Regions from separate parts of the Homo sapiens genome. Here all the other regions are linked to region 1. The links are chromatin contacts, found by Hi-C or POLR2A ChIA-PET in ENCODE. All regions are on one chromosome and are shown on one strand. The core of a region is the stretch at or near the end of the contact, and the rest is flanking DNA. Distances in the headings are between cores, read along the strand shown. Region 1 overlaps ATXN7L1 (ataxin 7 like 1). Region 2 has its middle 54 kb from the start of SYPL1. Region 3 overlaps CDHR3 (cadherin related family member 3).

Region 1 (3,117 bases), core at 257-2,756:
AAAACCAACTGCTTCTCCCACCTCCACTTCTGCTGCCCTGATCTGAGCCACCATCACCTAAATTACTATAAAAGCCAAGTATCAGTTCATGTCACTCCTCTGCTCAAAAGCCTGCATAGCTTCCCACACCACTCAGAGTCACTGGCACAGCCTTTCCGCCGCCCCCATGCCATCCCCGGCTTCAGTGCCTCTACGCTGGCTCGCGTTGGCTCCTGCACACAGGCTGGCTTCTTTGCTCTCCCTCATACGTCCTAGGCTCTCCCCTTCTCTGGACCTTTGCACTAGCTCTTCCCTCTGTGCGGAACACCATCCCCTAGATGTGCTCCAGCCTCACAATCTACCTTCTCACCTTCTTCTAGTCTGCTCAGATATCACCTTCTCAGTGGCACCCTTTTTACAATTCCAGCCAGCCTTCCCAGCACCAGTGTTTTGTTTGTTTGTTTTTTTATAACACTTTACCCTTTCTATAGCAGACATTATTGGGAATACTTATTGTTTGTTGTTTGTCTCACCTGCTAGCATGTGATGTCTACAAGGCAAGGGTCTTGCCAGTTTTGGTGACTGGTGTTTCCCAAGGGCCTAGAGCAAGGGAGAGCCAGGACTGGGCCCAGGTCTCCCTGGCTCCAAGGCCATCCTCTTCCTGCTGTGAAAGACCACTCTGAACTATACAAGGGTAGATCTCTCCAACACCACATCTCGTTTATCCTCCCTGCCCCATCTTTTGCCATCTTCCTCAGTGACTTCAGTATCTCTGTGAGCCTACTTGCTAAAATAGAAATTTTAAACTGTACAGAAAGAACATGGTGTTATGTTCAAGAGAATGGAGTCTGGGCTGGGTGTGGTGGCTCACACCTGTAGTCTCAACACTTTGGGAGGCCAAGGCTGGAGGATCATTTGAGTCCTGGAATTCGAGGCCAGCCTGGGCAACATAGTGAGACCTCGTCTCTACAAAAAATTTAAAAAATTAGGTGGATGTGGTGGCATGTGCCTTTCGTCCCAGCTACTTGGGAGGCTGAGTTGGGAGGATCACTTGAGCCCAGGAGGTCAAAGCTACAGTGAGCTATGATAGCATAACTATGCTCTAGCCTGGGCAACAGAGTGAGACCCTGTCTTGGAAAAAAAAAAAAAGGAGTCTGGAGCCACTTACACAGCAGGTAAGCATAGGCACCTCACTTCACCTCCCTTTGCCTCAGTTTCCTCATCTATCAAAAGGAGATAATCATGCCACCTTACCTTGAAGGGTTTCTGTGAGGGCTAAATACGTTAATATATGTAACCACTTACCATGGAAACAGTGAGTACCATGTCAGTATCATTGTAAGGATATATATTTGAACCTTGAGGACACTATGCTAAATGAAATAAGCCAGTCATAAAGGACCAATACTGCCTGATTCCACTGATATGAGGTATCTAAGGCAGTTGACTCGTAGAAGCAGAACATAGAATGGTTGAGTGCCAGGGGCCGGAGGAAGGAGGAAGTGAGGTTGCTGCTCAGTGGGCGTGGAGTTTCAGTAGTGCAAGCTGAGTCAGTTCTAGAGATCTGCTTTACAACAGTGTGCTTATGGTTAACAATACTGTACTATACACTCACAGATGTGTTAAGACAGTAGATCTCATGTTATATGGGGCTTTTTAAACCACAACTTGTTTTTTAAAAAGGATGTAATATATTAGTCACTAACCCTTTGTTTTATTGAATTTTCTCAAGGTTAAGGGACTTACCCAAGTGCTCGCAGCTTATAAAGGAAAGAGGGTGACAAGAATGAAGCCTCTGACTTCCAGGGCTCTTTGTCCTGCTCCAAGTCAGGCATTAGTTCTGTCTGTCAAAATCCAGATTATCAAAGGACCATAGTATAAAAGGGCTCTGCAATATGGGGAGGTGCATCCACGCTTCTTTGGGAGAAACGCCTCACATGTTGGCTTCATAAAACTCTTCTATGCCCCGTAGGTTGGACAATGAGAAATAAATAATCCAGACATTGGTGTTTTTGATAGGTGGTTAGAGCTTCCCCAACAGGGGGAGTAAACAAAAGAACCATCTTAATTTCAAGCTTAGTTAGAACTACGGAAGACTAAAAGTCATTTTTCAAAATGGTGGGTGGTGCCAGGGCTCTATCCCCACCTGGAAGGGGCACTTGATCTGTAAAAGCAGCAAAAATAATTGTGTCTTTTATGTCACTTAGGTAGAAGCTCCTGTCCCAATTAATTCTTATCTCCTCCTCCCTTTATAAATATGCTTGGGCAAAGTGACATCCTAGCAGTTTTTTGTTTTGTTTTCTCTCTTCTTAACAAGGAATTCTCTCTGCTTAGGCATTTTAGGTGCTGATTTTTCTCATGTCCCAGAGATGCTTCTAATTAGTTGATGCTTCCTTCCCATAATAGTTCACCACAGAGAGTGGATTTGGACTGGAGGAGGGAGCAATTTTGTCATCTTATCAAAGTGCCACTGATCAGGTTGGCTTTCCTGAGTGCTCATTCATTTTTCCGCCTCTCTGGAAACAGAAGCAGCAAGCTCCTTGCTGAGTGGAGCTGGAGGTTTTTGGGTTTTGCTGTCTCCCCAGTGCTTCCCAGCACCCTTTGATGAAATGCTGCCTCAGAGTCTTTGCAGTAGGGCTCACTAGAGAAATTATCTTTTTCCTTTCACATCAGTGGAAAAACACTTGGCTGGGGACAAATGGCAAAAGCATGCCACTGTCACCTTGTCCCTAAGTAACCTGGCACCCACCAGGGCTGCCTGCAGGCCCTGTGTGTCCTGGGGAGAAGGTATATAAAGGCCTCTTCCTTTTCCTGCTTTCTAGGAGCAGAGTGACCCTCCAGGCCAAGGACAGTGCTGTATTCTTGGGTGGTTCTGACATTGCAGAAAGAGTCTGTGGACACTAGAGATCCAAGAATTATCCTCCAGTGCTTCAGAGCTGGAAGGAGATGCTAGCTCAGGCCTCTTTAAGGACTTGTATCAGTTAGCTAGCTTTTGCTGTGCAACAAACCACCCCAAAACTTGATGGCTTAAGACAGTAAACATTACTTACTATGATTCTGTGGGTCTTCTGGGTGTTTCTTCTGGTGCGGATAGCGCAGCCCAGGCTGGATGGTCAAAGAGGCCCTCCCTCACCTGTC
Region 2 (3,117 bases), core at 177-2,676, 250 kb before region 1:
ACACATATCTTTTCCCAGCTTGTGGCTTATCTTCTGAGTTTCTTTAAAATACCTGTGATGAACCAAGGTTCTTAAATTTAACGTGGTTGAAATCATGAATCTTTCTTTTTTATGATTTGTGATTTTTTGGTGTGTTATTTTTAAGAAATTCTTCCTCACTCCAAGATCAAAGAGATATTCACTTCCATTTTCTGCTGGTCAGATATCCCACCCACAGGGATGCTGCTGTTGTTTGGGGACCTGTGCCCAAGGCAAGGATGGGCAGACCCCAAACCTGACATGCTGTCCCCAGATGCCAGGAGGACCACATGTCAGGGCCTGCACAACCTTAGGGTGCCTTTCCTGTAAACCAGCCCCCAGACGTCACTGGGTACAAGCTAGTGCTCCTAATCTACCCCCTACCCGTACTTCGGCCAACACAAAAGGTGCCAGTGAGCCTGAAGCCATAAGATCCATGTGGCAGATTTGAGGGCCCCAGATGCTGTATTCAACTGGGGGTACTCAAAATACTGTGATCAGCACAGATCTGTCTGCTCACCACATGCCAGGATCTGCCAGGGACCATCTCACAGCTAATGATAAATCCTCCTGTCAGGGCCACAAAGCAGGGCTTTGTGTCACTGTGTTAGCCCGCATCGTCCCAGGGCAGGGCTCCAGGCTGAGCTGGTCAGCCCAGGCCACTGCAGACAATGGAGCCACAGTGGGGCAGGGCTTGCAATGGAAGTCAGTATGGAGGATGGTGACAAGAAGCAAACACCCTGACAGCAGCCAGGCCCATGCACGCCTCCCCGAGGAGGGAGGACAGGGCGGGGCAGGCTCTGCAGAGTCAACGGGCAACTTGAATCTTGCAGCATCTGGCTAGCACCCAGGCAGGCTCCACAGATGCCCGCCTGGGCCTGATTTTCCTGTTCTCAGTCTCCCACGTCTGCCAGGAGGCCTTGATAAATATTCAATAGCTCTGGCCTCAGAGCCTGTGTCTGGAGGACATTCTTAGGCAGTGAACTGGAGACAAGCTGAGAGGAGGCCTTTAAAGGAGCCCCAAACCTCAGCCTCTCCTTTCTGCTCGGGGTTTGGTTTTAAAGAGTCCCAGGGGAGCCACCCACCTGCAGGCCTGACCCCCTGAGGTCGATACGCGGGTTCCCTGAGCCCAGCTCTCAGGGAAGAAAAAGGCAGAATTCAGGCTGCTAGAGCAGCCGGGATAAGAGAAGTGATGCTGGCAAATGTGGTATTTAATGGATATTTTAAAACACCAATAGCAAATACAGTCATTTCTGGGACTTTTTTTTAGAAGATGCTGAATTAAAAATTTGCATCTTCCCTCATTCTTGATCTCCTTCTGCAGTTCCACTTGAGCAACCCCACAGGCTCCAGTCTCACTTCTGCTCACACCCTCCACCTGCTGCCCACGCAGCTTCCTGTCCTGCCCCCACCGCGCCCCCTGCGCCGTCCCAGCTCACCTGTTGGCCATCAGACATCACTCACGACCCCTCCCTTTCACCAGACTGTGGCTCCCACCATTTTGATTATGAAGTTTCTCATTTAGCTCAAAATATCTGACAGACTCCCTGCCCCATTCATTATATTGGACACATAGAGTCGAATATATATTAAACTTCAATTAGATCAATTCTATATTAGACTTCTATAAAACATCCAGTGGGTGAGAAACTATATAATGATCAAAGTGACTGCAAATTCAGTAACCACATTGTGCAATCATATTTTACTTATCACAGAAACATCCAGGCACCTTTGAGAACCAACAGGACGTTCATGTGCAGAAGATGTGATTTCTTCAATCTAAAGACAGTGGAGAGAGGGGTGTGTGCGTGTGTGCACGGGTGCACGTATGCAAATTTGCTGGCCCCTCACAAAAGCTCTAGTTTCTGGAAGGAGAGCCCGAGTGTCCTCAGGCCCAGCGGTTCCAAGCATTACTGGGTGCCTCCACTGAGATAGCAAAGGACTCACAGGTCTCCAGGCACCTGGTAATAATGTGGAATTGGCCGGGGCTGCCTGTTGCTGAGGAAGTTCTTGTCAAGTCTGGCCTTGGTGGGAGCACCAGTGGTAGTCAGAGGTTCTTCACCTTTTTTGGGTCATAGACCCCTTGGAGTGAAAATGTTGGAGGTTTCTCCTGAAAAGCACACTGCAATTCAGGGGATCCCCTGGGTCCTGGAGTCCATGCATAGGCATCATGGACCCCACATGGAAACCTCCCTGATTGAGAGGTCTCGAAAGCTTTTCCAGTCCTAAGAGTACAGTTTCTAATTTGCTGGAGTCGGCTGGACTTTCATTCCCTGGCAGAGCCATTTTGGAGGATAAGAAGATGTGTCTTCTCTACCACCGCACATGCGGTCCACAGTGACTGAGGGGAGTGTCACGGTGCCACCTTGTGCTTCTGTCCTGAAACTGCACCTTCTCTGGGGCCCATGCTCAGGTCCACACTGCCCACCTCTCACTCCATGAGCCTCACTCCCTACCACTCTCCCACCTTCTTACTCTGACCAAGCCACATGGACTCCTGACGTCCCTGCCTTGGGGGCCTTTGCACTGACTGTTCCCCCTGCCTGAAGTCTGGGTTTAAAGCCGTATACACAAGTGCAGTTTGTACAGTCATATCATGAACCAAGAAAAAAAGCAAATGTTTATGAAGATGCCTTTATTTTCACTTGGCCTAAAGCGAGAAAGTATCACATGAGTATATAAAAGAATTTTTTAAATTTTGAGGCAGCTTTGAGGAGAGATTGAGGAAGATGAGAGGGTGTAGTAGTAAGCTCTCATTAAGTTTTGCTGCAATAACAAATAGCCTCAAAAATCTCAGTGGCTAGGCCGGGCGTGGTGTCTCATGCCTGTAATCCCAGCACTTTGGGAGGCTGGGATGGATGGATCACCTGAGGTCAGAAGTTCAAGACCAGCCTGGCCAACATAGTGAAACCCTATCTCTACTAAAAATACTAAATAAATTAGCCGGGTGTGGTGGCAGGCAGCTGTAATCCCAACTACTTGGGAGGCTGAGGCAAGGAGAATCACTTGAACCTGGGAGGTGGAGGTTGCTGAGATCATGCCACTGCACTCCAGCCTGGGCAACAGTATGAGACTGTTAAAAAAAAAAAAAAAAAA
Region 3 (3,117 bases), core at 331-2,830, 210 kb before region 1:
TGGAGATGTCACAATCAGGTCATGCTCTGAGCCCAAGAAAGGTGGGAACTCCTCACTCAGGAGAGCCTACCAGCTCCTCCCACAAGGAAAGTCCTAGGGTTGCCATATGCCTCCATTCACTGGGGTCATATTGACTCGAGCATGGGAGAGAGAAGCATGAACCAGCTCCTGGCAAGACTCTGAGAAGAAGCTGGCCACCTCCATAGTGGGTTCTCTAAGGTTCTGATTATCTTCCTTCTGGCATGCTGCAGGTATCAGGCTGCTGACCAGGGGTGCAGCTTCTACTAGGAGGAGGAGGAGGAGGAGGAAGAGGAGGAGGAAGAAAGGGGACAGATGAGTCAGCATAGATGCAAGCCAGTTCCTCCAAGGGGCAGGGAAGATAATCCTGTTGTCAGATTCAAGGCTCTCCCTTCCTTCTCCAGGCCAATTCTGTGATAGCACCTGGTCATTTTCTTCCTACCCTTTCCCACAGTCTGTATTTACTTTGTCAATTTGAATACTTGTTTGTAATCTATCTCCCCCTCTAGATCAGTGGCTCTCAGACTTTAATGCACATTAGAATTCCCTGAAAGGCTGATTGAAAACACAGCTCACTGGACCCCACCTCCAGAGCTTCGGATTCATTAGGTTAGGGGATAGAGTTGGGGATTCCAGGTTCCAGCATCCTTCCCTGGAGGTCATGGTGATGATCATGGTTGGGTAACCTATAACTTTAATAATCTAGGCTGGGCCTGAGAATTTGCATTTCCAACCAGTTTCCAGGTGGTGCTGATTCTGATGGTCTAGGGACCGCACTTAGAGAATCACTCGCCTATACAATAAGCTTTCTGAGAGCAGGGATCATTTTTGGCTTGTTTGCTAAAGTGACTGGCACACTATAGGCATTAAATCGATATTTGTAGATTGGATGAATTTTTTTGGAGCGGAGGTGGGGTGTAGGGTACAGATTGGTACCTGGTGATTCTTCAAAAGATGTGGGAAAGAGCACCCAGCAGTAAGCAAGCAACCTAATTTCATGGATATTGACTTGCAAAGACTCTTCTGAACAAGCAGAGAGGGGTTGTGAAGGTAGCAACTGGCAGCATGCCCATGGAAATCAGCTCCTGTGCCACAAGCCACACAGATGGTTGAGGTCTGATCTCTCACAAGTCTCTGCACAAACAACACACTCTTCTCTACCAGAACAGGAAATGTTAGTGGTTGAGTTAGCGGTTATGAGTCTGAGGTCTCACCAGATTTTTGCCACCCTGCAGCTACTCCAGTCCAGCCCATGGTTGCCATTTTTGGCAACATCCTAATACCTCAACTCTTCAGTCCACCCCACATACCTCCAGGCCGGGGAAAGAAGTCCATCAACATAACTCACAAGGGAATGTGCCTGGGGATTCCAGGTCCTAAAGCCCTTACCCTGGGGGTCGTGGTGATGATAGTGGTTGGGTGGGGAATGACTTTAATACTCAGTGTCACTGTTCCTGTCTCAACAAGAGCCTCCGCTTTCTTCCTGTCAGACATCAAGTTGTCATCAGTTACGTAGACAAGTAGCTTGTAGTCCCAGATCTTATCAAACCCACCAGCATAGTCAAAGCGAGATGTAAGCAGCAGGCGTGTGACATTGGAACCAGCATTGGGAGAGAAGGTGAAATGATTGTTGACGTTACCTAAATGAGATTTGATGCAGGGGTGTTGGTAAAAGGAAGAAAAGAGAGTAAGAAATAAAGGTTTAGAAGAAAACTGCATTCAATCTTTTTCTCAAATGTCCACACCTCAAGTGTAGACTGTGTCTCTGATACACCAGAGCTGGATTAGTTATATGCTACAGGCTTTAACTGCACCAGAGATGGCATTAGTACAAAGAAACTCTTGCTCACAACCAGTGTGGCTGCAAACAAGGCTGAGTAGAAAAGGACAATAGTACAACACCCTTAGCCTAGGTGCCATCTTGCTGAGTATTAAGCAGAGACTTTGTAACCCTGGTGCAGCCCCTTCTGATTTCTCATCCGGCAATTATTTGGTAACAACACGTGTAATTCACACTCAAACAAATGAGTGGGTTTCAAGAGGGTAGAATAGGTCACATCCCTAGCCATAGGCCAAGTTCACTGCATGCTTTTCACAGGACCCAGTGGGTCACACTGGTTATGGCTGTCCCTGGAGTCCTCCAAAGGAAGGTGCCTCCTGGCTTTGCGGGAATTGCAGTCCCAGGTCCTCCTGAACCCACCCCATCACACCCCCAAACACACACACAGCTCTGCTGGGGCTCATGGCTCAGCTCAGGGAGCCTGGGGCAGAGAGGCTGCCAGCCCAAGCACATGCCCGCTCATTCCTCCACTGGCTCCAGACTCATTACCGACTGAACACCAGTAAATGGAGCAGGAGATGATGCAATTTTTGCTCCCTTAACAGCAAAATGCTCCATAAAGGCCTTAGGGCTCTCAGTATGGATTGTTTCCATCTTCGGCAACTGCAGTCTCGAGGCAGTTTCTGCCCCTGGGTTTTGTGACACAGCCAGCTCGAGAGGCTTCCTACTGTTCAAGTTCCTGCTCGGCCAAGGGCACAGCAGGCAGCAGGGATGGATTTTTACTCTCTCACGTGGAATTGTTCTGCTTGTTTGGGTTTAAATCTCTGGCCCCAGCACTTCATTAGATGAGCTATTTTGGTCTAATTTCCATTGAGGGGTGCTCTTTTTTCCCTACGATGGTATATTTTTAAAGACAGAAGATGAATGGAGCAGAAGAGAATTCCTGAGGACACGTTTCAAAACGCACTTAATCTATTTAATCTATTATTATCCAGAGAGAGGACTGGGATTCCCTGCCCCCACTACCAGCTTTCAGGAAAAGAGGTGGTCGAAAAGTTGGACTGCATTTTTTCTAACAACACTAATATGCTTTATGACTCATACTGTAGTCAGGAATTGGGGGGTTCACCCTTTTCTTGGGCCTTTGGGCAGTCACGTATGGGGTCTGGGAGGAGTAAGACAAGAAGGGGAAACTGAGAGGAGTGCCAGGAAGCATAGGGGCTGCTAGATTTTGTGTCTCTGCTTTCCTCATTCAAATACTTCCCCAGCAAGCTGGGTGCAATGAGGCATGCCTGTAGTCTCAGCTACTTGGGAGGCTG

What was found. A loop is a pair of places that touch in the nucleus more often than their neighbours do. ChIA-PET counts read pairs that join two places held with the same protein, here RNA polymerase II (POLR2A). Pooled maps may share reads with other maps.
Region 2: a map with no recorded cell type shows a loop between it and region 1 (13-fold over the local background). The contact joins two enhancer-like sites. A Hi-C loop is called at or near these places in 21 of 37 single-sample maps with no recorded cell type and 9 of 50 pooled maps. POLR2A ChIA-PET finds 5 or more read pairs at or near these places in 2 of 52 experiments (activated CD4-positive, alpha-beta T cell and activated naive CD8-positive, alpha-beta T cell).
Region 3: a map of CD8-positive, alpha-beta T cell shows a loop between it and region 1 (5-fold over the local background). The contact joins two enhancer-like sites. A Hi-C loop is called at or near these places in 2 of 168 maps with a recorded cell type or tissue (CD8-positive, alpha-beta T cell and naive thymus-derived CD4-positive, alpha-beta T cell), 8 of 37 single-sample maps with no recorded cell type and 15 of 50 pooled maps. POLR2A ChIA-PET finds 5 or more read pairs at or near these places in 3 of 52 experiments (CD4-positive, alpha-beta memory T cell, T-cell and activated CD4-positive, alpha-beta memory T cell).

The regions. Positions count from the first base shown.
Region 1 is chr7:105,807,785-105,810,901 of GRCh38, reverse strand. All of the region lies in intron 2 of ATXN7L1 (ataxin 7 like 1), which reads left to right. Among named protein-coding and RNA genes, the nearest start is that of ATXN7L1, 67 kb to the left of the region's middle. RefSeq lists enhancers at 1,687-1,796, 1,917-1,986. Within about 2 kb of position 1,506, at least 8 of the 41 ENCODE cell types and tissues checked have a DNase peak (open chromatin) inside an H3K27ac peak, as active enhancers do; they include CD8-positive, alpha-beta T cell, where a contact is called at or near this core.
Region 2 is chr7:106,056,385-106,059,501 of GRCh38, reverse strand. No RefSeq gene overlaps it. Among named protein-coding and RNA genes, the nearest start is that of SYPL1, 54 kb to the left of the region's middle. RefSeq lists a silencer at 278-397 and enhancers at 738-837, 868-1,027, 711-1,262, 2,108-2,157, 2,668-2,717. Within about 2 kb of position 1,426, at least 17 of the 41 ENCODE cell types and tissues checked have a DNase peak (open chromatin) inside an H3K27ac peak, as active enhancers do.
Region 3 is chr7:106,020,739-106,023,855 of GRCh38, reverse strand. It overlaps CDHR3 (cadherin related family member 3), which reads right to left. Exons shown (of 19, transcript NM_152750.5): 14 at 1,408-1,658. Among named protein-coding and RNA genes, the nearest start is that of CDHR3, 59 kb to the right of the region's middle. Within about 2 kb of position 1,580, at least 7 of the 41 ENCODE cell types and tissues checked have a DNase peak (open chromatin) inside an H3K27ac peak, as active enhancers do; they include CD8-positive, alpha-beta T cell, where a contact is called at or near this core.